7 separate regions of the Homo sapiens genome follow, and all the other regions are linked to region 2. The links are chromatin loops, found by intact Hi-C in ENCODE. Cell type or tissue: endothelial cell of umbilical vein. All regions are shown on one strand.

Region 1 (4,000 bases), 110 kb before region 2:
AATAGAAACTCACTTTCTTCTTCATAGTAAGCTGCAATTTCAATAACTCAAAAGGCCTTTTCTGAGATGGAGCCATTCTCCTACCCCCACCTCATCCTCTGATGATGTAGGGGAGGACAGGTGCCTCTTCCAGACTCTAGGCTGGGAGAAAGGCCTCACTGGTTCCTGAGCACAGCTGTCCCTTCTTAGTGTTCTTCCTGCCTGTCACTCAGGTGACCAACTGTCCTAGTTGTGTCCCAGGAGGCTGAACTTTCAGTGCTAAAACCAGGCTAATACAAGGAAAACCAGGACAGTTTGTCACCCTACTGCCACCAGCTGGGGACAAGGGAGCAGCCCATCATTCATGCATTTAACAAGGATTTGTTAAATACCTACAATGTTCCAGGCACTTTTCAGGTGCTAGGAAGTAGCAGGTTACAAAGCAGGCCAAAACGTTGCCTGAGCTAGGTGTGGTAGCTCATGCCTTGTAATCCCAGTGCTTTCGGAGGCAGAGGTGGGAGGATCACTTGAGGTTGAGAGTTTGAGATCAGCCTGGACAACATAGTGAGACCCCAGTCTACAAAAAAAATTTAGAAAATTAGCCAGGCACGGTGGCTTGCACCTGTAGTTCCAGCTGCTTGAAGTGGGAAGATCACTTGAGCCCAGGAGGTCCAGGCCACAGTGAGCTATGATCATACCACTGCACTGCAGCCCAGGTGATAGAGTGAGATCCTGTCTCAAAAAACAAAAAACAAAAAAAAAAGGAGAAGAAGAAGAAGCAAAAAAACAAGTTTGCCCTCAGAGACCTTACATTCTAGTGGATGGAGCAAGCAATACACATGATACATAAGCGCATTGTATGATGTACTAGAAAATGACAAGTGCTGTGAAGAAACATGAAAGGGCAAGGAAGGTTGGTAATGAAGGGCAGAGGATGCAATTTTAAATAGGGTGGTCAGGGTAGGCCTCACTAAGAAGGTGGCATTTGAGCAGAAGTTTGAGGGAGGAGAAGGAAGAAGTCCTGAGATACCTGGGGGAAGGGCATTCCAGGCAGAGTGCTCTGCCAGTGCCGAGGTTCAGAGGCAGAGCTTGACTTGCATATTCAAAGAGCCCCACAGGGAGGTCTGTGGGGCTGGAACACAGTGAGCAAAGAACAAGCAAAGGGGAGAAAAGCACCAAAGTAGTCAGAGAGGTCAAGTTATGTAGGGGCTCTGTAGACCCTTGTAGGGTCCTTCGATGTTTTTTACCTGGAATGAGATGGAGGCAGGGACATGATTCAATTTATGTCCTAACAGAGTCACTGTGGCTGCTGTGTTCAGAATAGATGACGTGGGGAGAGAGGGAGAGCACAGAGGCTGGAAGAGCAGCCAGGAGGCTATAGCAAGGGCACAAATAGGCAAGGATGGTCCCATAGGCCAAGATGGTCACAGTGTAGGGAGTGACGAAAGCTGGATTCTGGTAGAGCTGACAGGCTTTCCTGATGGGGCTTGGGTAAAAGGCGTGAGAAAAATAAGAAGAATCAGCATGGCTTCCAGTACTTGAAGCCAGAGAGGCGAGTATTAAATCCTCAGAATAAATTATATCCATTTCTAAGACCCATACTACCCCAAAGGACGTGCACTTGAGATATTCCTGGATTTAAGTTAGAGACTAAGATGCACTTCAAATAGGATCGTTAAAACTCTGGAGTGTGGCCTTTACATGCAGAATAGATTTTCATTCATTCCTGGGCCTGGAGTGGGTGGATAACATGGCCACACAGGTCAGCTCTTTAGCCTGGTGACTCCAGATAGCCCATTAGTTAAGAAGGTCGGACCTGCTCTTAAACTCTCTGGAACTCAGTTTTCCAGTGATTGGTGTGAGAATTAAACAGGATCATCCTCATAAAACACTTAGCACAGAGCCGAAAACTTAGAAAGCGCCTCATTCCTGGTGGAGTTAACACCCACTGATGATACTCTTAGAACGCATGGTGTTGAAGCTGACAGTGACCAGCAGAGGACACCATCAGTAGAAGACGGTGGAGCTGCACTGCTGGGGAGACTGGCTTGGCTCCAACTAGCTTCGCACAAATGAGGGATTGGGATTCACAGTTTTCCTCTCTCCTCTTTCTCCTCACTCCTTTTTGCTGAATTTTAAATTTCCTCTGGATTCTCCCCCTCATTGGAGAGATCTCCTGCTGTGCAAAATGGGTCTTCTGGTTTGAGGTCTCCCCTGCTCAAAACAGCCCCAAAGCCCTGGCATTAGGGGAAAATAACGTAACCATCTCCAGCATCAGTCAGCTCTTACCTCTGCCCCAAAGCCCTGCAAGATACCCAGAGACTGGATGACTCTTCCAGTACCCTGGGCATGGGAGGATGGAGACAAGCGAAGATAAGGTTTGTCCAATTTGTTCTGGTCCCAGGAAATTCTGCTTCTTATCTCCTCTCCCATTGCCTCATCACATTGCCAAAATTACCTCGATAATATAATTCTTAATTTAAGAATTCATTTTCACTTCAAGAAAGAGGAACACTGCAGCCAGATAAGAAACTCCATCTGTCTTCAAGAAAAAGGGTCGTGGATTTGGGTGTCACGAATCCTGTAATATCTTAAATTAAGGTGCCACTTCTGAATGCTTTCTTCATATTTATCAAATGATTATTCTACAGAGGTGAATTTAATATTGTTAAAATAATGATCATGCATGTTTAATACATCAATTTAAGTTATTATCTCCCATGCTATAAAATGCAGGATAATTTCATAAATAATTATAAAGCATTTACAAATGTCGACTTAATGCAAAGCGTTCTTGCTAATCCTTTATCTTTCACAAACACAGAAATAACGATTAGATTCATGGAATGAAAAAGGGAGGTTATGTTCTACAATGTGTCACCTCCTCACTGAATGCAAATAAGAAGGCCAAAAAAAAAAAAAAAGAAAGAAAGAAAGACAGACCTGGATTGAAACAGTGCTTCTTTCCTCTTTCTTGATAGATGGAAGATGCCTGTCCACAGTGTCATTATTCCAGGCTCAGGGACCCTTTCTCTGCAGAGACTGGGGATGGGGCATTGACTCAGATAAGAAGAATTCTTTGAACCTCTTTTGAGGAAGGCTATTTCTGCTTTCTGCTGTTGCCTTTGGGGAAATAGAGAAGTGCAGTACAGAGGCCTGGCCATGTGGTTAGACTAAGAAGCACTTTTCTCCATGCACCTGACATTCTCACAACACATACATAGGCAAAGGATGGACAGGATAACCCTAGATTCCTGCCAGTATGATCCAGACCTTCAACCCTTCCAGAGGATGAATGGAGTTAAAAGTCACTAGGAGTCAAAAAAGATTTTTTTTTAAAAAAGCACCATACATATTCATTCTTCAGTCTGCCTGTGAATAACACAGAATTAGAAAGACAAGGGATGCCCTCAAAGAGCTTACACCCTAGATGGGGAGTCTGAATATTCACGTTCGAAACAATTCGGTACTACTTACAGGACAGGATAGAACTGCAGTTAAATTAGCTCTATTAAAATTAGGTTGATGTTAAGTTAATCAAGGAAGGTTTCTTGGAAGACGTAAATTGGAGCCAGGTCAGATCAATGAAATCAAATAAATCAAAGATAGGCTGAAGATACTGAGACAATACATGGTTCCCTTCACACACACACACACACACACACACACACACACACACAAACATACATACGTACATATATGCGGGGAGCACCTGCCGTGCACCTAAAGCAACTAGTGATTCCAGCAAAAGGGGTTCCTAACCAGCTCATGGGTCATCTTGCTGCTGATCCAAGCCTAGCTCTGCAAAAACAAACAGCTTCCTAATTTCAGCGACTGTGTTTAAAGCTGAGATATGGAAAAACAAAATAGGAGAGGAAAAACCTTAAAGGTTCCAACGCTGGTCTATCAGCTTCCTGTCACAGTCTATTGCCACTATTCACACACCAGCAGGTCCAAAGTGAATCCCAGCTGTTGACTGATGCTTCAAATCTGGGGAAGAGATGCGGCAGGGGGAGCTGAT
Region 2 (4,000 bases):
TCAGTCCCCCAACAGATGCTTTTCTGTCTCTGCCTCCCTCACCCTGAGCCCCTTCCTTGCTCTGCACCCCCATATGGTCATAGCCCAGATCAGCTCCTAACCCTTATCACCAGCTGCCTCTTCTGTGGGTGACCCAGGTCCTTGTTTGCTGTTGATTTCTTTCCAGAGGGGTTGAGCAGGGATCCTGGTTTCAATGACGGTTGGAAATAGAAATTTCCAGAGAAGAGAGTATTGGGTAGATATTTTTTCTGAATACAAAGTGATGTGTTTAAATACTGCAATTAAAGTGATACTGAAACACATCTGTTATGTGACTCTGTCTTAGCTGGGTGTGTCTGCATGCAAGAGTGACACCCTCCATTAGACCTAGCTAGACTGTGCAGTGATGTGGTGGGGAGGACCAGCCAGGGAAGAGGGAGCACCTCAGCAGACACAGGCACCAGCCAGGATGCTAAGGACCTTTAGCCAAGTCTGCCAACTATTCTCCTCCATGGGGAGAGGAAACATCCATTTCCAGTGGTAGAAAGGCAGACCCGAATGTACCAGGGAGCTTCCAAATGGAGGGTGGTATGTTGGGTTCTTAGGAGCTGTACCCTTCATGAACACCCTTCTGAGAAGAGGAGCATGCTGATCACTGCTGCAAAATATGCAAAACAAAGGGAAGGGGCAATGTCCTGTGCACCCTTTATTATCAGGCCACCCCCCTCCCCAGCCCCCCAGGTCAGAGTAGACACAGTGAAGGACTATGTGGGGACTGTTGTTCTAGAGACCTGGCAGCCAACTCAGGGAGGGGGCTGGTTTCCACCCTCAAGATTAAGACAGCAGCCTAATTAAAAAAAAAATCTGTAAGCATGTACCTCCCCCCAGCTTCCAAAACAACCCCCACCCCACCCCTACCAGGCCATAGGAAGTTGGGGAGGGAGTGCTGAGGAGCTCCAGGAAACACTCCCAAGTGTGTCGACAGTGGCAGAGGCAGTTGGGGCCAAACAAAGGTTGATTCTTCCATTCTTATCTCCATAAAGCCAGACCTTTCCCTTCAGCACTCCTCCACCCCCATCTCCTTCTTGCTTTTCTCCAACTCCTCTAATCATAGGTTCTTCCCTAGGACAGAGGGGAGGCGAAATGATGAGGTTCAGAGTCTTCCCTCAAAGGCGATGGCTGCCTTGAGGGTTGGAGCAAAGGATGATGAGCAAAAGACGATGGTAATCAGTAGGGAAGTCCAGCCCACTTGCATCTAGTTGCACATCTTGCCTTGAGAGTAATCCAGTGAGGGTCTGTCCCAGCTAGGACATCAAGTAGGAGGGGTGGGTTCAGGGTTCAGATTCCTAGGAAATATGGGAGGAGAGGAAAAGGCAACTTGGATGCACCTCCAGCTTCAGGCCTAGCAACCTGCAATGCATCTCACCCTGAGTTTGCTGGAATGTGTATGTATGCTTTGGGAGGAAGGGCTGTGTGTGTATTGCGGGGTGGGGTGGGGCAGCTGGTTCCCTCTGACAGCTGGACAGCTTGCCCTGAAGAATTTGCCTGCTTTCTGGAAAAATCCAACTTTCCCACCGTGGGCCTGAGCGTCCTGGTACAGCAATGGCGCCACCTGCTGGCCTTATTGAGGTCCTACTGCTCAGCCTCAGCTCAATCGCCTCCATGTTGGGCTTCTCTCCCTGGCTGCCCCACCCTCTAGTCCAATTTCTCTTGTACACAAAGCTCATATAACTATAGAACGTCACTGTTGAAGAGAACTTTAAAGATACATTTAATTAAACTCCCTTATGGTATAGTTAAAGACAAACTAAGGCTCAGAGAAGGGAGGTGGCTTGCCCAATCACCCAGAATTCCAAAGTCCTGAATCTGTAGTTTTCCCTTCCATCATATCATCCTACTCTTCTGCCGAGTCCTCCGTGTTACTCCAGTTGGATGTCATGAAGCCAGTGTGGCAGTGTGAAGATAGGTTTGGGACTTCACTTCTGGAGCATTTCATCAACATAAGCTATCCTAGGCCTGGCCAGCCAAGCAGGTCCTGGAGGAGCCCCAGGACAAAGATCACAGGAGGCCATGAGGTTCGGCTTCTTCGGCGCCCACAGTGAGCCCAGGAAAATTAGCTGTAGGGTATTACACTGTTGACTATGGAGAGCATATCTGGAATTATCTTCAGCCAGATTTTCATCTGAATGGATAAATGGGAATACCATCTAAGTCCAGATAAATAGATCACTTCCATCTCATCCCTTCTAGGTAGATTAATCCCACACTTCCTCTTCACACAAAACCAGTAATAGGTCATCGATTTTGTGCAACAGGATGCTGCTTCTCTTCCTAAAGCCCCCATCGAAGAGGCTTCCAGCCACCATTCAATCATTCATCAAGTCTTATGATGTGCCAGACACTGCGCGAAATGTGCCAGAACATCTGTTATGTGCCAGACACTGTTCTTGAGACTGGGGATACAGCAAACACTCATGAAGCTTATAATTCTAGCAGAAGAGGACAGTAAACAATGTCATCTCAGTAAGTATATACATGTGTTTTCAGGATTGAGAGCTATGAAAAACATAAAATATATTGAGAATAATGGTTGGTATTTTACATATGGTGGTTACTTTTAGAAAAATAACAGTGGAGAGCACAGCTTCACTTGAATGAAGTGGAGAAGCAGGTTGTATGCCAAGCTGGGAGAGATTATCCCACACAGGGGAAAGGACAAGTGCAAAGCCCTATGATGAAAAGCTGCCAAGTGCAGAAAGCCTCAGATGGCAGGGGGCAAGATGGCCATGAGGTTGTGTCAGTGAGTGGGGGTGGGGAGAGGCAGGAGGTCAGACTACATGGGGCCTTTTTAGTTGTAGATTGGGAAGCCACTGGAGGGTTTTGAGCAGAGAAGTCATATCATCTGCTTTATGTTTTAAAAGGATCATGCTGGCTGCTGAGTAGAGAATAGAGGTTGAGGGATAAGAAAGTAGAAGGAGACCGTAGCAAGAAGAACGATCATGGCTGGGAGCAGGTGATCATATTGGCAGTGATGAGATCAAGCAGAATTCAAAAAGTGGTTTCAAAGTAGAGGTAACAGGACTTGCTCAGTCTATTTATTTCTTCAAATAATAATCATATTTACAATGATAGTAGCTAACAGTTTTTGAGTGCTTACTGTATGAAAATTGAGATATGGTGCCAATATTTAAATAGCATATTTTACTTAACATTCACAGAAACCCTGTGAAGTAGGTTCTATTATCTCAGAAAAAGAAACTGAAACTCAGAGAATAACAAGGGACTGTGTTACGTGCACAGTGGCAGAGGCAAAGATGAATAGGATGTGAGTTTATTTGAACCCCAAATGTTTAAATCTTGGGGATAATACAACACACATTTAAACAAAGAAGCAAGAAAAAAAATGCACAACAGAAAGTGAGAAATAACACGAGGAAAGACTAAATGAAGTGCTTTGTATCTAGATGTGGGCAGGACCCTTTCCAGCTGAGAAGATCTGAGACTGGGTCATGAACAGGTGGTTTCTGAGTGGGTCCTGTAAAAATGAATACGATTTTGATGATAGTAATGAGTAAGGACATTTGAGACTGATAGAAGAGTACATACAATATGTAGTGATGGGGAAAGATAAGGTACTGTCAAAGGACAATGTGTTTTCTGGTATGACAGAGAAGTAGAATGTGTTAAGGGAAGCCGAGTACCAGAAAGATCCGGGTGTCACAGTTTGTGTAGGGTGTTTAAAGCTAAACCACAGAGTTTAATTTTATCCAATAGAAGAGGAGCCACAGAAGAGTTTCCATTTATTCATTAATTTATTCATTTATTCAAAAAATATTTGAGTGCTTATTATAAGCCAGGTACTATGCCAGGCACCTGGGATAAGACATAGTCCCTTCTGTCAAGTCTTTACATTGGGTGGATGTGGGAGGGACAGATGACAGAACAATATGCATTGAGTGTAAGTGCTATGGTATAGGAAGCTCTGAGTGGGAGGGGCATGGAAGCCGTGGAAGACCATGGA
Region 3 (4,000 bases), 79 kb before region 2:
ATCATAAAAACTTTTAACCATGTGGCATTCTGGATAAATCTGTTTATTTGTTTATCCACAATCTCCCCACACACACACTACAAGACACAAGCTCTATACGGGCACTTTGTATATGCCTAGCACCTACAACAGTGCCTAGCATACAGTAAGTCCTCAGGAAACGTGCAAAAAATGAATGAACTGGATGTCAGGAGACCTGGGAACGAATTCCAGCTAAGTTACCAGCTGGCTGAGTGACCTGGGCCAGTCACTTCTCTCTGGATCTCAATTTGCCCCCTGTGTGGCAGGAGCATTGTGCCAGATCTACGATAGAATCAATCACCTAGTCTAGACATTTCTTGAAGAACATGGGACATTGTGTCACCCTACCAAATCCATGCTGTGAGCCTTCCAGATCCATGTTCTGTCCCCGACTTCTTCCTCCACAGTCATGAGGTGCTTTGACAATCTATACAGATGCAATGTGACGGGGTCACACAGAAAAATCCCAGGGGCCTGCAGCCAGAGGGAATGTGTGGAGGCTACGGAAAGGAATATCCTTGAACGGAATGCATGACTTCTGCAAGAGTCATAGCTTCATTTCTGCACTTGCTCTCCTCTCACCAATAATCCAGGCACAGAAACCCTCCCCCGCCCTCCTCCCTCGGGGGCACAGGATAATGTTGATGGATGGGATGGAGTCTGGAGCTGAGAGGGCATGGAAAAGAGGGGAGCCCTCCTTAGCAGACCGTCTTGGGGCACACAGGTGGAATGATCGAGTAGCCAACATGCACTTCAGCAAGGGCAGAGTGATGTTTTTCATGACTAATCTTCAAACCCCGGACGAGAGGAAACACATTCCAAAGCGACTGCTTGAGACAAGAACAGGGTGGGACGCAAAAAGTTAACTGAGAATCAGGAGATAGGAGAAGACTCAGCCACACCCAGCCAGTGAAGATGAATTTAAAGAGAACTCTATGTAGTGCGGCTCCCTGGGTGGAACAGAACATATGATTCTCGTGCCAGAGTGTGGGTTCACCCCTCTCGCCTAAACCTTCCGTTGTGAGGTGTGCCCTTCAGACAGTTATGCTTGGGTGGGCCCCGAGCAACCCCGCCACCCTCCACTCTCACCGCCCCCGCACGCTTGCAGAAAGCCAGCCTTTCTGGAATGGTGACTCGTCGGGGTGTACGATGTCTTCGTGGGGTGGGCAGAAGGGATGGTATTCCCTGTTTGCAGCCCCTGGGGTGGCAGGCGTATGTTGGGCCTAGCTGGCTCCTATTTCTGAGTCTTGACACCTCCCCCGCTGCCTGCCTCCTCCTCCTCCTCCCTCTCCCCTGGGCCGCCGAGCTGTTTGGCCCGCGGTGCCCCGCTCAAAGTCAGGGCCAAGGCCAGGGGAGGGGGCAGGCGGTGGTTCCCAGCACTGCCCTCACCTGATATTTACTTTCCAGGCTGTTGACTCCCAAACAATACAGTGCACGCCGATTTGCAGGGTACCTTCCGTCTACTTTCCCAGTAAACCACTCCCACCAAGCAAACACGCAGGGTTCCCCTGGCCCGCGCGGACCTGGAAAAACACAGCGCTTGGCTGGTCTCCCTGGCTGGCCGGACCCGCCGCCTTCCGGCCAGCGCACCTCCGCTGCGTGGAAGCGGCCGTGCCATGGCGCCTTGCGGCCACGAGAGGGCAGCCGCGGGCCGCAGAAACACCACCGCGCCCGGCTTCCCGAGCCTGCGCCTGCGCAGACCCGAGGCCGACCCGAGGCGGTCGCTGGCCAAGCGCCCGGCCAGCGCTTCCGGCTGCCGAGGCTGCAGCCTTCAGTGAGCTGTGGCTCTGCCGCCCCGGGAGGGAACAAATGGCGGATTTCAGGCCTCCGGGCCATGCAGCCTCCCTCTGAGGCCCCAAAGGCGCGATAGAGGCGGTGAGATGCGGCTGGAGCTGGGAACGAATTCCCCGGCCGGCTGGGAGGCCGCCCAGCCCGGTGCGCTGACCGCACTCGCCTTGCTTTCACCCCTCGGGTCGCCTCTCGCACCTCGCAGCCGAAAGCCCCTCCGCTGGGTCACGTTTCTCCATCCCGCTGCAGCCTGAGCAAGGTCGCCTTCATCCTTTACAGACAGAAGTTCCTCTACCCGGAGGCCCGGAGCCTGGGAGAGGGCCACTGGGAACGTCGCATTTGCAGAGCCCCAGTAACCGGGCTGTGGACCGTCTTCTTACTGCTTGAAGTTTCAGGCTCAGAGCAGGAAACGATTCCAGAGCTCAGCCAGGCACCGATGAGAAGAAAAACAGAAGCAGCACATTGCCCAGGGCCATGGAGCTTGCCAGTGAAGAGCAAACCAGGCCACGTAGGGCCGCTGCTTGGGACCCTGTCCTGGCACCCCCAGCTCTTGGAGAAAGTCAGCGCTCCCAAGGCCTCCAGGCCCGCCAGCATCGTCTGGCCCTGACTGCTCTCCACCATACCCCACTCTCCACTGCAGCTCTTCCCCATGTCCCGGCTGTGCACATCCGGCTCCATGATCCCAGCCGCGCCCAGCTTCACTCTCTGCCCAGCAAACTCTTGCTTGTCTTCTAGGTGTTGGCTTAGAAAACATTCTCCCTGCAAAGTTTTCTAGGCGTTCCCCGCACCTCTCACACAACCCTATGCAACACTGTATTCCAGGGTAGCCCACACAGAACCTCACCTGCTTGTTCACTTATCTGACCCAGAATACGAAAGGCCCACACTAGGTCTTAATTAATATGTCCCCTACATCCCAGCTGCCCCATCCAAGTCCCCAATTTCTGGGCCCATGTACTTTTTACCGTGTTGCCCACTGGCCCTTTCACTATTGTAACTAAAATAAGCAGATTTATGGCCTAGAAGACTCTATGCTTCTACGTCAGAACAAGAGCCTGCTCTTTTCTAATTCCTGGGAGAATATTATGACAATTCTTGCTTCTGAAGCCTGGAGAATAATTTCCAACATGACAGTCTCCCTACTTCTGTGGTCCGGAGGGTACTTTCTAACTTGAGTTATTCTCATTATTCCACTCAAGAGAAGTAACTGCAAAACAGGTGTTAAACCATGCAGTAGGATTTACAGAGGTTGAGGGACTCCATGAGTCCACTTGAACCAGAGCAGCACGATTTTTATTTTTTAGGTAGGAATTTCTTTTGGGGGGAAAATAAGGAGCCAAGAATTCTATTAATGCTTTAAAAATGTTTTAAGTGGGAGGAGGGTGAAGGGACAAGCAACTCTACTTTCTGCTCAATATTGCTGTGAACTAAAATTTTTCTAAAAAATACAGTTGATTGATTTATTTAAAAAATGTTTTAGATGTCACTACACTAAAGGATTATAAAGTAGAGCAGCTGAAGAGCTGTGGACAATTGTTAACAACTAATCATTTCCAAAGGCTGTACCTACATTCCCAGTGAAGCACATATCATAACTTCTCAACCTAGGGAGCCTTTCCCTTCCCTTTTATGTGGAGTCTATTTATTGTCACCCATTGTTTCTTCTTCCCTGACACCAGGGAGTCTGATTTTTTATGGGTGTAGTTAGGAACTGAAAGTTTGTTTCTTTGTTTTTTTTGGTTTTTTTTTTCAGAATTTGTTACATTTATAGAAAAAGTTGCTATGTTACTTATTTGAAGAAGAGTTGAAGCTTTTATATTTCTCTTTTAAAAATGTTTTGTTTGAGGCCCTAGGGTTTTTGTTTTTTGATAAATGCTCCCTCCGACTCAAAGATGTCCAGGTGTTAATCCCTGGAACCTGTGAAACGGCTACCTTACAAGGCAAAAGGAACTTTAAAGATATAATTATATTAAGATTCTTGAGATGGGGAGAAAACAGTGTTAGGGAAAGAAGGAGATGTGTCCACAGAAGCAGAGGTGGCAGTGATTCAATGTGAGAAAGACTCGGCTGGTCACTGATAGCTTTGAAGATGGAGAAGGGGCCGCAGACCAAGGAATGCAGGTGGCCTCGAAAACCTGGAGAAGTCAAGGAAACAGTCTCCCCCAGAGCCTCCAGAAGGAACAGTCCTGCT
Region 4 (4,000 bases), 56 kb after region 2:
CTTATCTCGTCAATATGAAGCTAGGTATGGTTGTGTCTGGTTAGTACTTGGATGGAAGATCTGAGAATGCTAGGTATTCTAAGTCTTTTGAGGTGTTGGTAGGCTTTTTCTTATACCAAATGCAAAATCTTTATGTCACCATTGTTGTCATTCTCATCATCATAGTGATAGCTGGGATTAATTGAGCACTTATTCTGTGTTGGGCCTTGTGCTGCATTACTTCTGTATCTCACATCCTCTCCAAGAAAATCCCAATGAAGTATAGATGAAGCTGAAACTAGAAACTTAGAAAGGTTAAGTAAGTTGTTCAAGTTTATATAATTAGTCAAGAGGCTGCACTAGAATTCAGATTCAAATCTATCTCATTTTAGAGTTAGAGTTTTTAACCACTAAATGTAATATTTTTGTTTGGTAGTTAAGTACTCTATAAATGTTGGTTGAATGGCAAGATTGCTCTGACAGTCCAGCTGTTCTCCATGGTGTCACTAATGATGATGATAGCACACAGCATTTTTTGAATGAATGCTTGCAGTGGTAAGCTCTGTACTAAAAGATATGCATTAGTTAACCCATTTAATCTTATAGCTCAATGAGGAAGATTACCCCCATTTTGCTGATTAGGAAACTGAGGCCAGAAAGGCCAAGGTAACTTGCCCAAGGTGACACAGCTAAATAGTATTAGGGGATTTGGATGCAAGCTGTCTCCTAAACTGTGTGAGTCTGTACTCTTAATCACTATGTTGCTCTCCACAAAAAAATAAGGCTGATTTTTATTTTTCTGTGCTTTTCTTCTTGCTGTCCCCTTCCTTAGCTAGTGATGCTATTTCTTTACCAGTTCTTGCTCATCCTATTCATTCTCAGAAGCCCAGGCTGGAGTTCTCTTCTCAGACTATGCATGTCCACATCAAGCTGGCTTCTCACAATTGGCCCCTCAGTGTATTTTCCTAAACCTTACTTGTAAACATGTTAAAATGACCAGATTTACAATTAGTGATCTACACCGTAATAGCAGACCTATTTGTTTGTCTTATTTCTACCAAAGAAATGGAACAGGGAGCTCAGAAACAGACCTATATGTATCTGGACACCTGATTTATGATGAAGAAGGCACTGCTGGGCAGTGGGGAATGGATGGTTATTTTAATAAACAGTGCTGGTTCAACTGGATATCCACAGGAAAGAAATGAATCTTGATCATATACAAAAATAAATTCCAAAGCGATCATCAATCTAAATGTGAAAATTAAAACAAAACTTCATCTACAAGATAGCATAGAATATCTTTATAACTTTGGGGTAGCCATACATTTCTTAAAGAAGACACAGAAAGCACTAACTCTAAGGGAGAAGACTGATAAGTTGGATGTCATTAAAATGAGGAGCTTCTGATTATCAAATGACATCAATAAAAGAGAGTGAAGCCAAGCAGAGAGGAGAAGATATACTCAGTACCTATACCTGGCAAGTGGATTCATATCCAGAATATATAAATAACTCCAACAAATCCATCAGTAAAAGAAACCCTTCCCCCTGGACAGAAAAAAGTTCCATACTGAACAATTGTGAGTTGTATGCAGTTTTCTTCTCCCAGTGCAAGGTTCTAACCAGTATGTCCTGGATCACTGGCACAGCCTGGTGGCTGGCCTTGGGAACTGTCTGATCTGGTGGCTCTTGGCATTTTCTTTTGTGTATGGACTGTGGGCCCTTCCTTTCCCATGTGCTTCTTCACTTGCTATTGGTTTGGCCACAAGAGGCTCCTGTCTCATGAATGCCTGTGTCTCTTCCTCTTTTCCTTTGGCTTGTTAACTTTTGATCAGTTATTTCGAGAATATTTCTCTCTGGCTTCTTCCCCCCGCCCTTCCTTTTTAATTTCCCTTTTTGTACCTTCTTGTTTAGCCTAAAAACTTCTGGTTGTAAAAACCATCCTAAAGTGTCTCCAAGTCTTTGGGGGAGTAGGCTTGTTCTCTGGGGCTCCAGAGGCAGAGTGGAGACCTGAAGGCTAATATTTCCCTGCAGAGAGATTTCATCTCAGTTGTGTTCCACTTGTCTGAACCCTCCAAAGGTGTGGTGGGAGTTATTGAATCAAGTTGGGGCTAGACCATGACTTGGTCACGGTGGTGTTTGTGGAGGGTACTGTGTCTTGAATGGGCAGCTGGATTATGATAAGCCCTTCCAATCTTATCACCAAAGCCCTGGATGGACGTTTTGTGGATGTCCAGAGAAGCGCTCTCAACTGGGAGACAGAGCCAGTATATCAGCATGACTTTTCTGCCTAGCTGGCAGGTCAGGATGCACACATATTATTACTACTTCAGTTAAATCACGTATACTTGGAAGTCATTTCGATACACCTCTCCACCTGCAGCCCTCAGGGAAGTTTTAAATTTTCCTCATTTTCCTCTATGCTTATTATTTTCCTCAAATGGCAGATGTGTGAGGTAAAGTTTTCCTCTTTGGGTATGTTCTTTATTTTATTTAATTCCTCACTCTGGCAATGCTTGCTCTTTTTTTTTTTTTTTTTTATTACAAACGTATTGTATTTTAGACACATTACAACCAGGAGAACAAACTGGAAGCTCTATAGGTATGTTCTGACCATTAAAATATCTGGACAGTGTTAAAAAAAAAATCAGGAGTTTAACATAAAGCTAGTTTTCCGCCTTGCCCTGAAAACCTGGATGATCTGGACTCTTTGGGTCTCTGTTCCCAGATGGTCCCCAGCAGGCAGAGCCAGGAGGGTGGCCCATCAGGAGTGGCACGGTCCTTCCACTGGGCACATCCCCTCCCCAGGCCACTGTACTCCTTCATTACCTGCATGGCCCCTGAAGACACTGGAGTTGATGACTTCCTGGAGTGGATAAAATGGGCTTTTGTGAGCTAGCCTGGGAACCAAGCAGTATGTTTGATATTATTTCATTGCAAAAGTGGATCTCAGCTTTTAAAGTAAGCAGATGTTTTAAATATCAGCAATGCAAATTTGGGAATACTTAGCCTCAGCTGGAATGTGTGTGTTCTCCATGATGGACTGTTTCTGATGCTTTTCCTGTGCTGTATCTTGGCTTAGCACTTAGTAGGTACTTAATAAATGATTTACCTCAGGTGGTAACCAAGCGCCTGTTGTCCACCAGCTCCCAGGGAGTGAACAGAAATGCCATCTTGCTGTGGACTGGGCCTGTCAGTTCCACCTGAGACCAGATCGCTGCCAGATTTATCTAGAACATCCACTCTAGCTCTAGATAACAGAGATTGGAATGTGTCCTCTGCACAGCTTCCCTGTCTGGAGAGCGAGGTAAAGACCTAGACCCCGTCGAGTTGGCCCTAAAGAGGAAACAGGACAGGGAGGCCGGCATGAAGCCGGCATGAAGACTGCTTTTCTGGCTGTTGCCTGCCGAACTGGAGTTTGTGGCCGGTACACAGTGCTTGCATTCCACACCCTGAACAAGGGCGGGTCAAAGTTCAGCTCATTCCCCTTTAAAGAAAAAAATTCTTTGTCTTTGGCATTTCGAAGTTTTGACCCAGATCAGTCGGAGGCCACGGAATGCTCATGAAGTCTGGAGAGTTTGTTTAGTTCCTGAGTCCGGTAGCTGCCGAGGAGCCAAAGAGAGCCGGCAACCTGTTGGGCTTGAGCTGAAGCCTTGCCTTTTCAAGTTTGTGCTGGCCTGGCCTCCCCAAGCCTCTGAGGGTGAGTAGAAGGAGCCAGCACCTTTTCCCCACTCTGAAGTTATCTTTACCCCCTGAAATCAAACACTGCATGCAGCACCCTGTAAAACTGCTTCCTTGTAGGCTCGAGCGTGCTTGCTAAGTAAACATCCTCCCATGTTTTTGGAACTGAATTCATTTCTGCTTCCTGGTCATCCCATTCGGGTTTTTTTGTTCTTGGTGCCTTGTAGAATCAGGTTAATAGAAGGAAGACCTAGAATTGGGCAGAGGTACCTAAAATGACTGTTTTAATCCTGCCTCCTCCAGCCTCCTCATATAACTGGCTGTTTTCCACCGCACT
Region 5 (4,000 bases), 210 kb before region 2:
TCGATGCTAAGCTCCTTTAGGGCAGGAACCACGTTGTAGTCACCTCACAGTTTCCCCATGGGGCCTGACACTTTGTTTGGACAGAGTACACTGTACATAAATACTACCATATTAAACCAAATGGTATTTACTCTCTATAGTCTCTGAATCCTTGGATGCCACCCCAACACACCTAACCCCCAACTCTCAGGCCAAGATAGTAAAAAGAGAGTCAGAGAACAGGAACCGTAAAAAAAGTTCTTCATTTTCCATCACTTGGTGGTGACTTTGAAGGTAGAGGCTGACAGTGAGTGGAGTATGGACATGTCACCCACAACCAGATGAAGAGGGACTCCGAGATAGCGACTCGGCTATGCACACAGTCACCCACAGAGGAGGAGCAGGGAAGGGGGAAAGTAGCCTCTCTCAGCACATGATAAAAAGACCTGGATGGGGAGGTGGAGCAGAGGCCTTCACTCCATCATTTTTTAAATCCATCCTTCAATATTTTCAAGAGGAAGGGAAACCAGACAGGCCAAACCACAGCCTTCAGTGGGGCTTGACTTTAGTTCTACGGACCTCACCAGCCATTCCAGCAGCTGAATGCCTGCCAGTTGGTGCCCACACGCTATGAGACCCCACAACTGTGTGAGAAGCTGGGAACATTTCACAGGGAAAAAGCAGAAATGGAGGGAGTGAAACCCCTACTTAGTTTCTGCTGATCCTCCCTGGTAGAGAAACTGAGACCCTTTCCACAGAAGCTGGGAACTCATACACCATTTGGTTTAGAAAGAAGGAAACACAGGCCTCTGTAATAGAGCCACATAAGGGTCATAGGACCAAAAACCCTAGACATTCAGCAAGGGGAGAGGTCAATCAACAGCTCCATATCAGAGGAGGCAGTGATTCGGAATGTTTACGGACTCATCCTTCCCATTGTCCAAGGCAGGAACCACTTGGGATCCACATCATAGTCAGGTCTTCAGGGGTATCCAGTCTGTAGGGTCCAAGCTATGGGCATGAAGGACTCAGCAATCAAGATGGGAAGAGGGTCTGTTTGCAGCTAAACCCTAAAGGAATCTTTAGTCATTAGAAGAGGCAAATAAGCTAGTCCTCCTTATTCTCCATTTTTCTGAACTTGATTTTCATAATTAGAATAATCTTCTGGAGTTCTTTGGTCTCTACATTAGTCAAGGAAGGAGCCCCATTGGGACAAATAAATAGATGTGCTGAGAAAGACAGAACAAGTGATAGAAATGGCCTGGTGGGAACCAGGGAGGGCAGAAAGGGACTGAAGTTGAAATAGACAAAGCTGCCCTCTAACCACTGCATTTGAATCCCAGCAAACCCTGCTTTGGGAATGGCAAGCATCTGGGCAACAGAACTTCTTACCTCCTTCTCAAACTCCAACATGGTGGTGATGGAATCCATTGTTTGTGAGAGCAATCTTATCTCCATGGCAACAGAGTATGATGTCACCACTTTCAAAGATGTATTGCTATGGCAACACAGATGCTGTCACAGGCAGCAAGTTTTAACAGAAAAAAAAAAAGCAGGTCTCCTTGACAGCAAAGATTCCATTTTAATGCCAAACACTGCCTCTCTTGCCCTTCTCTACTGGAATTCAGTTAAAATTCATGGAATCAAGTATAGTCCCCTCCTTTTAATAATTTGCTGTAATAAAAGTAAACTGAGGCCCACAGAAAGATTAGTGCTACAATGAAGGTCACAAAAGTAGCCAGCGGAAGAGCCACATCTAGCTAGAGCCCCAATAACCATCCTCCTTAGGCCCTTGGTCCATTTTCATTATTTACTTGCTGAATCATAAGATGTTACCAAGAACCAGTCTATCTGAGAGTACATGAGATAGCATGAAGCTCAGAAACTAAAAAAGTCTGGGCAATGGAGAATGGGATAAAAATGCTCTGAATGGGAAGATGAAGTGTAAATGGGCTAACCAACCCAACATACTATGGCCTGTGAGCCGGTGACCCCTGGATCAAGCCCCAACCACCCAAATGTAATCAGAGCCCCACCAGGTGGCGCCAGACTGCAGACCTGGTCCTGTCCATTCCAGGTTGGCCTAGTTGTGAAAGACTAGATAGAGTAAGGGGGCTGCGAGGAGGAGCAAGACTAATCCCCCCTACAAAACCCATTTCCATTACAATGACCTGATCACACACAGAGAGCCAAAAGAATATACACAGTCTCCAGGTGAAATTGGAAGGAAAGAAGTGCTCACCCTGGCAAGAAAAGCACATACCACACACATATCCTACTGTTCCATGCCTGGGGGAGTGGGACAAAGTTACTACTTAATACTATTAGCTCCCCCAAGCCCAATAATACAGATGATATGAACCAATTGTTAACACTCAAATGTTATTTAAGAGGTTGAAATAACAGGTAATTTAAGCGCTTGACAATAATACTCACATTTAGCATGGCATTTTTCGAAACCATTTTCTATGCATTATCTCATTTGACACCAAACAGCCCTGTGGCATAGACAGGAATGTTTTATTACAGGCGGATGAAGATACTCCAATTCAGAGGGTGAAGTGACTTACTCAGTGTGACCCCAGTGGCAGTGGCAGAAGCAAGTCTATAATCAGATATGCCCAATTCCTGTCCCTGTACTCTGCCGGCTACCCTGTCTTTACAAGCAGTGAAATATTGGGAACTGTTTAGCTACCAGCATTCAGAAGAAAACCTAGTTTGCAGCATTGCCAAATTCTGTGGCGCAACTATTTCCACCATGGCCGATTTCAAACTACCACCATGATGTCTATCAGCTTGCAAAATTCCTGAAAATGTGAATAATCAGTTCTCATGAGCTTATAGAAGCACACCCCTGCTTTGTCAGTTATACTCTTATCTGGTCTCATTTTCTTTCCAATTTTCTGTTCCCATGAATATCATGGATGGAGAATCCACAATTCTTGGTGCTAGAGGATGGCCCACCAGTCTTCCCTCCTGAGAATGAGACTAGGATTTAAACACAGGTTAACAGACTTCTATCATGACACATGCCACCTTCCCTCTTTGTTCTCTTCTCTTTGCCTCTCACCATCTCTGTCCTTGCAGGTGCCTGTCCTGTGTCAACAGCGCCTTCCGCTGCCATTGGTGCAAGTACCGCAACCTCTGCACTCATGACCCCACCACCTGCTCCTTCCAGGAGGGCCGGATCAATATTTCAGAGGTAAGAAGGGCTTACCCTAACATGGCAGTGTTCCCAGTGAGTCTGAGTGGCCCCTCCCTCTTTAGATGGTCAGTCCAATGGCTTGGCCATTTTCTTGCCCTGGCCCATCTTGGCCGTCTTGCCAGAAATTCTGCATGCTAGAAAGCCCTGTTATTATAAAGCTCAAAAAAGTAGCAGCAAATGACCCCAGAGGCAGAGGCTATGTCTACTAGACTCCTAAGACTCTATGCATTCAAAAGCTTGAAGGTAACTGGGGGTTGAGACTGAAAGCTTAGAGGAAACATATTCAACCAAACAGACTCCCTGGTCTAGAAGAGTGTAGTGAATGGCATTTATTCTTTGAGTCTAGCCCTTTGCTTGGCTGCAGACATAGTCTAGTTCAATAGAACTTTCACTCGCAACCATTCTTTCATGCCAACTTCTCTTCCAACTCTAAAATTCAATGATTCTTTGACTCTGATGTATAACTGGGTGGGTGGCCTTGTAGAAAGTGAGAAAAAATCAGCTAGTGAAAAGAACCAGGCATTGCTAAAAGTCCTGTTTTATTATACAGTCGAAACTCCATCCCTAAAGCCTGACCCACCTTTGTTATTAACACAGTGAAATATCAAATTGCTTATCTTTCTAATGGGTATTCCATTCAATGGTTATTCACTGAAGTCTACTTTCTTATATATTCATAGCATGTCTCAGGACAGTGAAGCCTGCTTGCTCAGTCTCCCTTTCTTGTGTCGAAAGCTTTTCATACCCCAGCATGGCCAGTTGGATTTGAACAACTATAGAGACATTACATAGTTGCCCAAATGCACGTGTGCATAT
Region 6 (4,000 bases), 97 kb before region 2:
AAAGGGATCTTGAGACCAAAAGTTTGAGAGTCCCTGCTGTAGCTCACTGTTCCTCACCACTATCTCCTTTTTTGGGGCTGGAGCCCTAATGTTTCTCCTGTGTCCAAGTCCCAGGGTTAAGTTTCTGAACCACAATGCCAGGCCCAGACTACTCCAGCCCCCTCCAGGGATTCCATTTTGGGGTGGCCCATGAGAGCTTCAGACTGCTGTGTGTCCCACTGTCCTTACCACCTGCCCCTGCCCACATAGACACACATGCACATACACACCGAACAATTGGTCCTATATGGAGTGAAAATCAATGTCTTCCTAGTGGCAGCATTTTCATCCTGGGCAAATCAACCTTTTAGGGCTTATCTTCCTCACCAATAATACATGGTTGTTAATACTAAAGTCATCCTCGTTGGGCTGTTGTGAGATTTAAATGAGACTTTGGGTGTGTACTAGATATTCTGCATCTGCCAATCTCCTCTCCTCCCTTCCCCACCCTGCTCTGTGCTCCTGGAGGCTTCCAACTGGGTCTTCCAGGAGACTCCAGAGGAAGAAGATGAGAGGGCTGATCACCCTGCTGCATGCATGCATGTGTACACATGCGTGCACACACACATGCACACACACGTGCACACACACATGCACACACAGTTTGGCAATGCATCTAAGGGTTGGACAGCCCCGGTCTCATGCAGAGTAACTCCTCCTTCCCTGGTCCCAGCATGCCCAGGGATGGAACTTTGCTCTCGCCAAGGTGCCTTACCCCACTTGTTGGTTTCCTTTAATAGCCACACCTTTGTAAATAGCACTCCCTTAAATTATCCTCAATGGACTTGTCTGAGTATGTCATTTCTTTCCTGCAGCAACCTTGACTATATAGGGTGTGTAATATTATAATCTTGGATGTGTCTGTACCAAAGAAAGACCTGTTTCTTTCTGATTTAATGTCTTCTATGACCACTGGGCACCCCCACTTCTGAGGGATGCAGGAGAAGATGGGGATTTTATTCCACTCGGCGCAGTTTATTCTTAGCACCACTTACGTTCAAGGAACTATTCAGAGAGTTTGCAAAGATGCCCAAGGAATAATTCCTGCCCTGAAAGGGAACAAATGAACATCCTGCGCTTTCCCATCTTTGTGCCTTTGCTCACAGTGTTCCCCTCACCCTGAATGTTCTCTTTCCATCAGTCTAAACCCTCCACTATTACCTTCTTAAGAAACCATTCCATATCCCCAAACCATAAATAAAGCCTTTCTCCCCCAAACACTTCTTTTAAAGCACTTATCTGTTTTTAGTTTGTATTATTCAGTTTGGTTCAACACACATTTACCTGGTGCTTATTTTATGCCAAGCCCTAGGCCAGATGCTGAGAAGTGCAAGGAAAAATATTACACAGTTTCCCCCCTAAGGGAGCTCACTCTCTAGCTGGGGAGACAGAAACATAAATACTTACGATGCAAAGGGAGAGAGGTCGTAACAGAAGTTTGTACAGAACTCTACAGGTTTTAGTTAAGGGAAACACTGTGGAAGCATCTATATAAATGTGGGGCAATCAAGAATATTAGAAGGATGGCACTACACTGTCAGGTGTAGGTTAGGGGAGGCTGGAAGCTTCAGCCTAACAGAAGTCCAGCACACAGGCACATCCGACATGGCACAGAGCATACAAGCAACCATTGGGCAAGCATGAGGCTGTGCTCTTGTTTCCCTGCTACATCTATTGATGGCCTGCAGGGGCGGTATAGGACCACCCCATGCCCTGGTGCCTGGTGGGCCATGGACCAGCTGAAGCTTGATGTCTGATGAAAGGGCTCTAGCTGCTTCCCATCTAGAGTCACAGACCAGACCATAAACTCTGACAGTGGTGCCAGCATAATCCCCCAAACAGCCAAACCTCCAGGGGTCATGAGGCTGAGCACAAGCCCAGATCAGCCATTCTGCAGGAGAAAGCTGGGCAATTTGAAATGATGTAAATTCAAGATATCCTTCTCTCCACAGCTGCACAAGGTCTTGTAAACTCACTATCACAATGAAGAGGACCAGGGAGAGGGAGAAGACATTTCGAAGACTGAGCATTTACCCCCCAAAAGAATGAGTCATTGTTTTCTGACAAGATGGCCAATGAGCATAGGCTACTGGCTCCCACCTCCAAAATTAATCTTGGGGAAACCACAGCAGAGAAAATATACCATGGATCTGATGATCCAAAGATAAAACAGTGAGAAATTCCAGGAAGACCAAAGGCTTCTGAAGACAGAGATCCAGTGTGTGTGAAGGAGACGGGTGGGTGGATGAATGGGAATAGAAAAGGGAGAAGCCCCAGTGGGATATTAGTTGCTCCAAAGTTGTGGTCTTGTACCCCCTCTACACACACATGCACACACACACACACACACACACAAGGTGACCATTGTCTACCTAGAACAAGCAGCATCATAACCAAGTCCTCAGAGATTCCAAGAATATAATCAGAGAAAACCAAAAACCCTATTAGGATAAGAGCTAATGGGACCAGAAATGGACTTCTGTCTGCCCTTGGGCATTCGTTCATCCATCCTACATCCTCTGCTGCCCCTTTAACCCTGAAGCCTGCTGGATCTACTAAAGGGATGGCCACCTCCCAAGTCTGCTTCTTTGAAAGGAAAATACTGGACAGAGGGGTTGCACAGTAAGAAAGTAGCATCTAAAAGGGATCCTAAATTGGGAAGGGGGATAGCAGGTTGCTGGAACATATCAAGAGGGTTTCTGTGGAACCAGGGGCTCTCTGGCTTGGAGCTCATTCCCTCCCCTCTTATTTAAATTCAGCAGGAAGTAATAGACTAAGATTTCAGATGCTCCTTCACTACACAGTACTGCGCAGAATAACTGACAGCCCCAAGGGAACATAAGTTTACGGGCCAAATTAATTTGACCTCAAGGAATAAAACCACTTTAAAAGAAAGGCAACAAACTGAACAATACGCATCCTGTGAACCAGGATAATTGAGACAGATACACCAAGATTTTAAACAAGCATAATAAATATTCCCAACAGAAGAGAAGATACTAAAATATGGAACAGGTAGAATAAATTATAAAAAGGAAACAAATAGAAATATTGTATATGAATGATTTGAAACAAACAGAAGGGATAAATTACTGGATGGACATCCCTGAAAGCAGAATTTCTAAGCTGAAAGATCATGTCGAGATGTTCTCCCGCAGGGCAGCAGCAGCAGATGAAAAGATAGAAAATATGAAATAAAGGCTAAGAATGTTGTGACTTACATTTACTTACAATATGGTTATAAGTAAACTGAGGTGCTAATATCCAAACAATGAGATTCCCAGGAGGTGAGGAAAAACATGAAGGGGAGGAAACATTTGAAGAAATAAGAATAAAAGACAAAAGACTTCAGATGGAAAGGACTTGCACAGTGCCAACAAGAATAAAGAAAAACCCACACCTAGAATACTTCAGTGAAACTAAGAATATTAAACATACAGAAGAAGGCCAGGAGCAGTGGCTCACGCCTGTAATCCCAAAACTTTGGGAGGCCGAGGCAGGCAGATCACTTGAGGACAGGAGTTCGAGACCAGCCTGGCCAACATAGCGAAACCCCGTCTCCATTAAAAGTACAAAAATTAGCTGAGTGTGGTGGCACATGCCTGTAATCCCAGCTGCTTGGGAGGTGGAGTCATGAGAATCACTTGAACCTTGGAGGCAGAGGTTGCAGGGAGCCAAGATCAAGCCATTGCACTGCAGCCTGGGCAACAGAGCAAGACTCTGTCTTGAAAAAGAAAAAAATCAGAAGAAAATTCTAAAAGTTTCCAGAAAGATAAAACAGTCACCTAAAAAAGTAAGGAATCACAATTTATTAGATTTCTGAAGAGTACATTGGGCATAGGAAAACATGGAGAAAAATACGTTTGAAGTATTAAAGGAAAAAGAATATTGAACCTAGAATTTCATATCCAGCCAAATTGTCACTTACATGCAAGAACGCCATGAACATATTTCCAGGAAT
Region 7 (4,000 bases), 340 kb before region 2:
AAAAAAAAAAAAACAGTGGGTTGGAATAATCTTATAATCTCCCTCAGCATTCTCCTGCTTTAAAGGCACTACTCATTAGAAGGAAGAGCTGAAGGAGAAGACGGACTCCTCTCCATCATGGGAAAGGAAGGAGGCTAAGTGACTTCCAGGAACAGCTGCTAACTTCCCTGATTTCACAGCCCTCATTTTCATGCTCATCTTTTCCCTACCACCGTCTGGCTCCTCAGAGTGTGTGAGCTCCCTAGTAGGTGCAGTAGTAATAGTAGGCACCCTTTGCTGTTATTGTTATGAAAACTGTCAGCTCCAGGATGGTGCTGGAGGTGACGATGATGTTGATGACAGGGTTGTTAGGAATGGAGTTAGTGGCAAGTGGAGCTACAGATGGGCCCACGGGTATGAGAGCTACTAACAGGAACTTTGACTCAATTTGGCAAAATCGTATTTCAAATCTAAATTCTCTTTCCACCAGCTCCTTTTGCTATAAGGGAAAGCCAAGTGGAAACGTAGAGGCATGTGCACCCAGATCTCCTGAAAAGGGCAATAGGAGAGGGTAGCAGGGAGGAGACAATCCTCTACTGAGCTGAACTGGAAACGCCTGATTGTCATTTCTTCCCTGCTTTGCCACTGACGCCCGCAGCAGCTGATCAGGAAGGTATCAGATGCCTTCACTAGCTGTCACTAACACCTGCCTCCTGAATCCTGATCGGGGAGATGGTGTCATCGGGCCCTCCACATAAAATATTTAGTGGCACTTGCTTCCCAAAGAGGCAAGCGTGGCCTCTCCTTGGCATCAGGAACGCTCCGAGTTACATGTGCTGGGAGACTCTCTTGTTCAGGCGAGAGTCCTGGAGCAGCATACCTGGTTTGAGACTTGGAGTAGGAGAGAGGGAAACTGGTAGAACAGAGACTAGGCAAGTTTTGGCTCTTGAGAATGCATGTGACAAGTGACTTCATGCACTAAACAGAGAGGGATGTGACAGAAAGAAGAAAGCATCATTATTAAGAGAAAACTCCTGAGGTTGACACTAGCAGAAAATTGGGGATAGGAGGAAGTCACACTGGGTATGCAAAGTCAAATGCATGTTTGTTTACCAGTGTCTACCAAACTGAGGATGGGAAATTCATTCTAAGACAGATGATGGGATGGATGGAGGTGAGGAGCTGGAAATAATGACAAATAAATTGCTAATAACAAAGGCTAATGTATCTTAAACACTTAAGATGGCCATGAACTGTTCTAAGTGCTTTTATATGTATTAACTGATTTCATTGTAATAATCCTATGACGTAGCTACTAGTACTAAACCTATTTTATATAGATAGTTAGATAACATCATAGAATGGCTAAGTACCTTGACCAAGTGTACACAGCTATAGGCTCCATTTGCGTCCAGGCACCTAAGTTCAGAGCTCATGCATTTAATTGTTATATCGCACTGCCTCTCACCAGAGGCACAAAGGTGGGCTCCATCCTCCCTTACTCAGAATGTGGATAGGAGTCCTGATCTTTGCCCACTGGGCTCTGCTTGGAACAGCCACTTAGTCACATCAATTTGGCATAGAAAGATGAAGGCTCTCAACGTGCCCTTGAAGTCAGCTGTCTTCATGAAGGCCACACTCCCAAGGTGGGGTGCAAACCTCCCCTCACTGCAGGAGACTGTGCCTCCTCTTGACTCCAGTGTCCAATGACAGCTGCTCCCAGGCGGGCAGTCCCTGAGTCCTGTGAGATGAATTCACTTGGCTGGTTATCAGGAGTGGCCTGTCCCAAAGCAAATGCTGCATGAGGGTGAGAGGAAAACAGCCCAGCTGGAGTGGTCTGTTTAGAACTACTGGCCTGAAAAAAAAAAAAAAAAAAAAAAAAAACAGAAAAAGAAAAAAGCTCCTGACCTAATCAGCCTCTCCAGGTTGGAGCAAAAAACCTCAGCTGCTATTGGAATCACAGACTCCAGGAACTGAAGGAACTAAGCTTCGAGGTAGCATTTTATCTGAAAAAGGAAATCTTATAGGTTGACTAATTCAAATACCTTTTGTTTTAAGATCAAGAAATAGGCTCATGGAAATGCCAGACTGGTCTAAAGTGAGTGACACTATAATTCATGAGTCACACAGGCAGAATGTGAACCCAGGGTTCCTGAGTCTCCCACCTTTCTTCCTGCCCTGTGACCTCATGCCTTCTAGACATCAGGACGTTTCTCATTCTCAGTCTAACTCTCAGGATCCTGTGTTTCCACCAGCCTTCCTGCAGTCTGCGGAGAGGCTATATTGGGACTTGTGCAGTAGTATGACAAAGAAGATCACCTTGGATCTATTTCTTTCCCCTTGCCACATGCTTCCCAGACTGAGCTCTGTCACTGGGTCGGGGAGGCCTAGGGATCAAAGGCACACCCACAGTGTTCATCTCATTGTGGGTGGGAAAGGAAGAATATAAGCAAAAAGAGAAGTCAAGAGCTGTGGCAGGATTTCAGAAGTGCCATCTCCTGTGGAGTCTTCAAAGACAATAACAGGCCAGGTGCAGTGGCTCACGCCTGTAATCCCAGCACTTTGGGAGGCCAAGGCAGGTGGATCACGAGGTCAGGAGATTGAGAGCAGTGTGACCAACATGGTGAAACCCTGTCTTTACTAAAAATACAAAAAAAAAAAAAAAATTAGGCGGGTGTGGTGGCACGTGCCTGTAGTCCCATCTACTGTGGAGGCTGAGGCAGCAGAATCGCTTGAACCAGGGAGGCGGAGGTCTCAATGAGCTGAGATCATACCACTGCACTCCAGCCTGGGCGACAGAGCAAGACTCTGTCTCAATAATAATAATAATAACAAAAACTAACATAAGTTAAGTGCTCACTGTGTGCCTGCAACCATGCTAAGAGGTTGGTCTCTATATTGTCTCATTTACTGTCATGACAACTTGAAAGGTACATACTGTAGTTATTCCCATTCTACCAGAAAGGGACATGAGACTTGACTTGCCTCAAATCCCAAATTTGTTCCCAGATTCTGTCTAACAACAACAAAAGCCACTCACTATTCAAACTGTGTCTTGGGAGGATACCAAGCAGGGAGGTGAGGTGGCTGATCTTAACCGCATACTAAGTCCTTCCATGTTATCTCTGCTACCAGAACCCCCTTCCTCCCCTCGCGGCTCCTCAAGGAGGAACCACTCTCCACCTGGAACCCAAGGAGATTTTCTTCCCAGCGACAGGGGCAGAGAATGGCCTCTTGCAATTCCCCATCCAGCTGGAGAATTTAAGGATTCTGTTATTTCCTTTCCACAGCTCCTCTTCAGGAATTCACGTCCTGCTACCGGCCTCAGGACATAGCTAAAAATAACCTCTGGTTTCCAAACTGAAAGCCCTGTCTGTTGGGAGGCTTTGCCGGTGTGCGCCTGGGGCCGGAAGGGCTGTGTCGGAGTAGCTGAGGTCAGCCTGAGTCTCATGCCGGTGTTGCCTTCCTCTTTCCAAGGAAGCCCAGGGCCTCATGAGTCACCCCGAACACCCTGGGGGAGTCGGGTTGGAGGAGGGAGTTAGGTGGGACCTACTGTGGCACCACGGTGGCTGCCAGGCCGAGGATGCAGAACTGAACAAGAGGAAGGGTCGTTCCTAAAGAAACTCTAGGGGATTCTCTAAGTGGTGTCTGTTCTAATTATAACCCAATCCAGCCAGAATGGGGAGTTGAGGGAGAAAGGCCTCTCCTAAGCTGCCTTGGAGCAAACTCTCCATCCTTCGGGTGTTTCCATCCCTGCCACCTTATGTGCCCAGAGTTCTGTCTGGACTTGCCTGAGAAGGTTGCTGGATGATCTTCCAGCTGAGAAAAGCTTTCTCTGCCGGACAGCTCGCTGCCTTCTCCTGGTGCCGCAGTCACTTCCCACTGTCCCTCTCCATAAGTCAGGACAGTACCATGATAGTGATGGAACAGGCCCTGCTCTCTGACCTCCAGGTCCTGCTCTCTGACCTCCAGGCTCTGCTCTCTGACTTCCTGCCCCTGGCCCAGACTGCCCCTGGCTACA

What was found. Peaks named below come from ENCODE experiments on the same cell type or tissue, not always from the same donor. Only the 100,000 strongest peaks of a DNase experiment are listed, where the experiment ranks them.
Region 1: it touches region 2 in a loop (8-fold over the local background); 27 of 110 quality-filtered maps call a loop at or near these places.
Region 3: a loop joins it to region 2, with 12 times the contacts of the local background. A loop is called at or near these places in 106 of 110 quality-filtered maps.
Region 4: a loop joins it to region 2, with 5 times the contacts of the local background. A loop is called at or near these places in 14 of 110 quality-filtered maps.
Region 5: it touches region 2 in a loop (14-fold over the local background); 10 of 110 quality-filtered maps call a loop at or near these places.
Region 6: it touches region 2 in a loop (5-fold over the local background); 27 of 110 quality-filtered maps call a loop at or near these places.
Region 7: a loop joins it to region 2, with 4 times the contacts of the local background. A loop is called at or near these places in 3 of 110 quality-filtered maps.

Annotation. Positions count from the first base shown.
Region 1 is chr1:207,995,953-207,999,952 of GRCh38, reverse strand. No RefSeq gene overlaps it. Among named protein-coding and RNA genes, the nearest start is that of LINC02767, 39 kb to the right of the region's middle. In endothelial cell of umbilical vein, a CTCF peak has its summit at 1,984 (motif pointing right); a DNase peak (open chromatin) is centred at 1,982; H3K27me3 peaks cover 441 bases.
Region 2 is chr1:207,882,840-207,886,839 of GRCh38, reverse strand. CD34 (CD34 molecule) reads left to right here. Exons shown (of 8, transcript NM_001025109.2): 8 at 1-4,000. Among named protein-coding and RNA genes, the nearest start is that of CD34, 26 kb to the left of the region's middle. In endothelial cell of umbilical vein, a CTCF peak has its summit at 1,615 (motif pointing left); DNase peaks (open chromatin) are centred at 1,169 and 1,539; H3K27ac peaks cover 931 bases.
Region 3 is chr1:207,961,374-207,965,373 of GRCh38, reverse strand. All of the region lies in intron 2 of LINC02767 (long intergenic non-protein coding RNA 2767), which reads right to left. Among named protein-coding and RNA genes, the nearest start is that of LINC02767, 4.4 kb to the right of the region's middle. RefSeq lists enhancers at 674-1,203, 1,890-1,949, 2,010-2,109. In endothelial cell of umbilical vein, a CTCF peak has its summit at 1,637 (motif pointing right); DNase peaks (open chromatin) are centred at 1,663 and 2,303; H3K4me3 peaks cover 772 bases; H3K27ac peaks cover 1,775 bases.
Region 4 is chr1:207,826,393-207,830,392 of GRCh38, reverse strand. No RefSeq gene overlaps it. Among named protein-coding and RNA genes, the nearest start is that of MIR29B2CHG, 5.7 kb to the right of the region's middle. In endothelial cell of umbilical vein, a CTCF peak has its summit at 1,653; DNase peaks (open chromatin) are centred at 1,642 and 3,682; H3K27ac peaks cover 1,842 bases.
Region 5 is chr1:208,091,967-208,095,966 of GRCh38, reverse strand. PLXNA2 (plexin A2) reads left to right here. Exons shown (of 32, transcript NM_025179.4): 9 at 3,067-3,181. Among named protein-coding and RNA genes, the nearest start is that of LINC02767, 130 kb to the right of the region's middle. In endothelial cell of umbilical vein, a CTCF peak has its summit at 2,017 (motif pointing right); DNase peaks (open chromatin) are centred at 1,456 and 1,966; H3K27ac peaks cover 1,358 bases.
Region 6 is chr1:207,979,902-207,983,901 of GRCh38, reverse strand. No RefSeq gene overlaps it. Among named protein-coding and RNA genes, the nearest start is that of LINC02767, 23 kb to the right of the region's middle. In endothelial cell of umbilical vein, a CTCF peak has its summit at 1,738; no DNase peak of the experiment used is centred here; H3K27me3 peaks cover 1,537 bases.
Region 7 is chr1:208,219,245-208,223,244 of GRCh38, reverse strand. The region is part of intron 1 of PLXNA2 (plexin A2); the gene reads left to right. The region is part of intron 3 of LOC105372884 (a long non-coding RNA gene); the gene reads right to left. Among named protein-coding and RNA genes, the nearest start is that of PLXNA2, 23 kb to the left of the region's middle. RefSeq lists an enhancer at 3,287-3,581. In endothelial cell of umbilical vein, no CTCF peak of the experiment used is centred here; DNase peaks (open chromatin) are centred at 2,114 and 3,394; H3K27ac peaks cover 4,000 bases.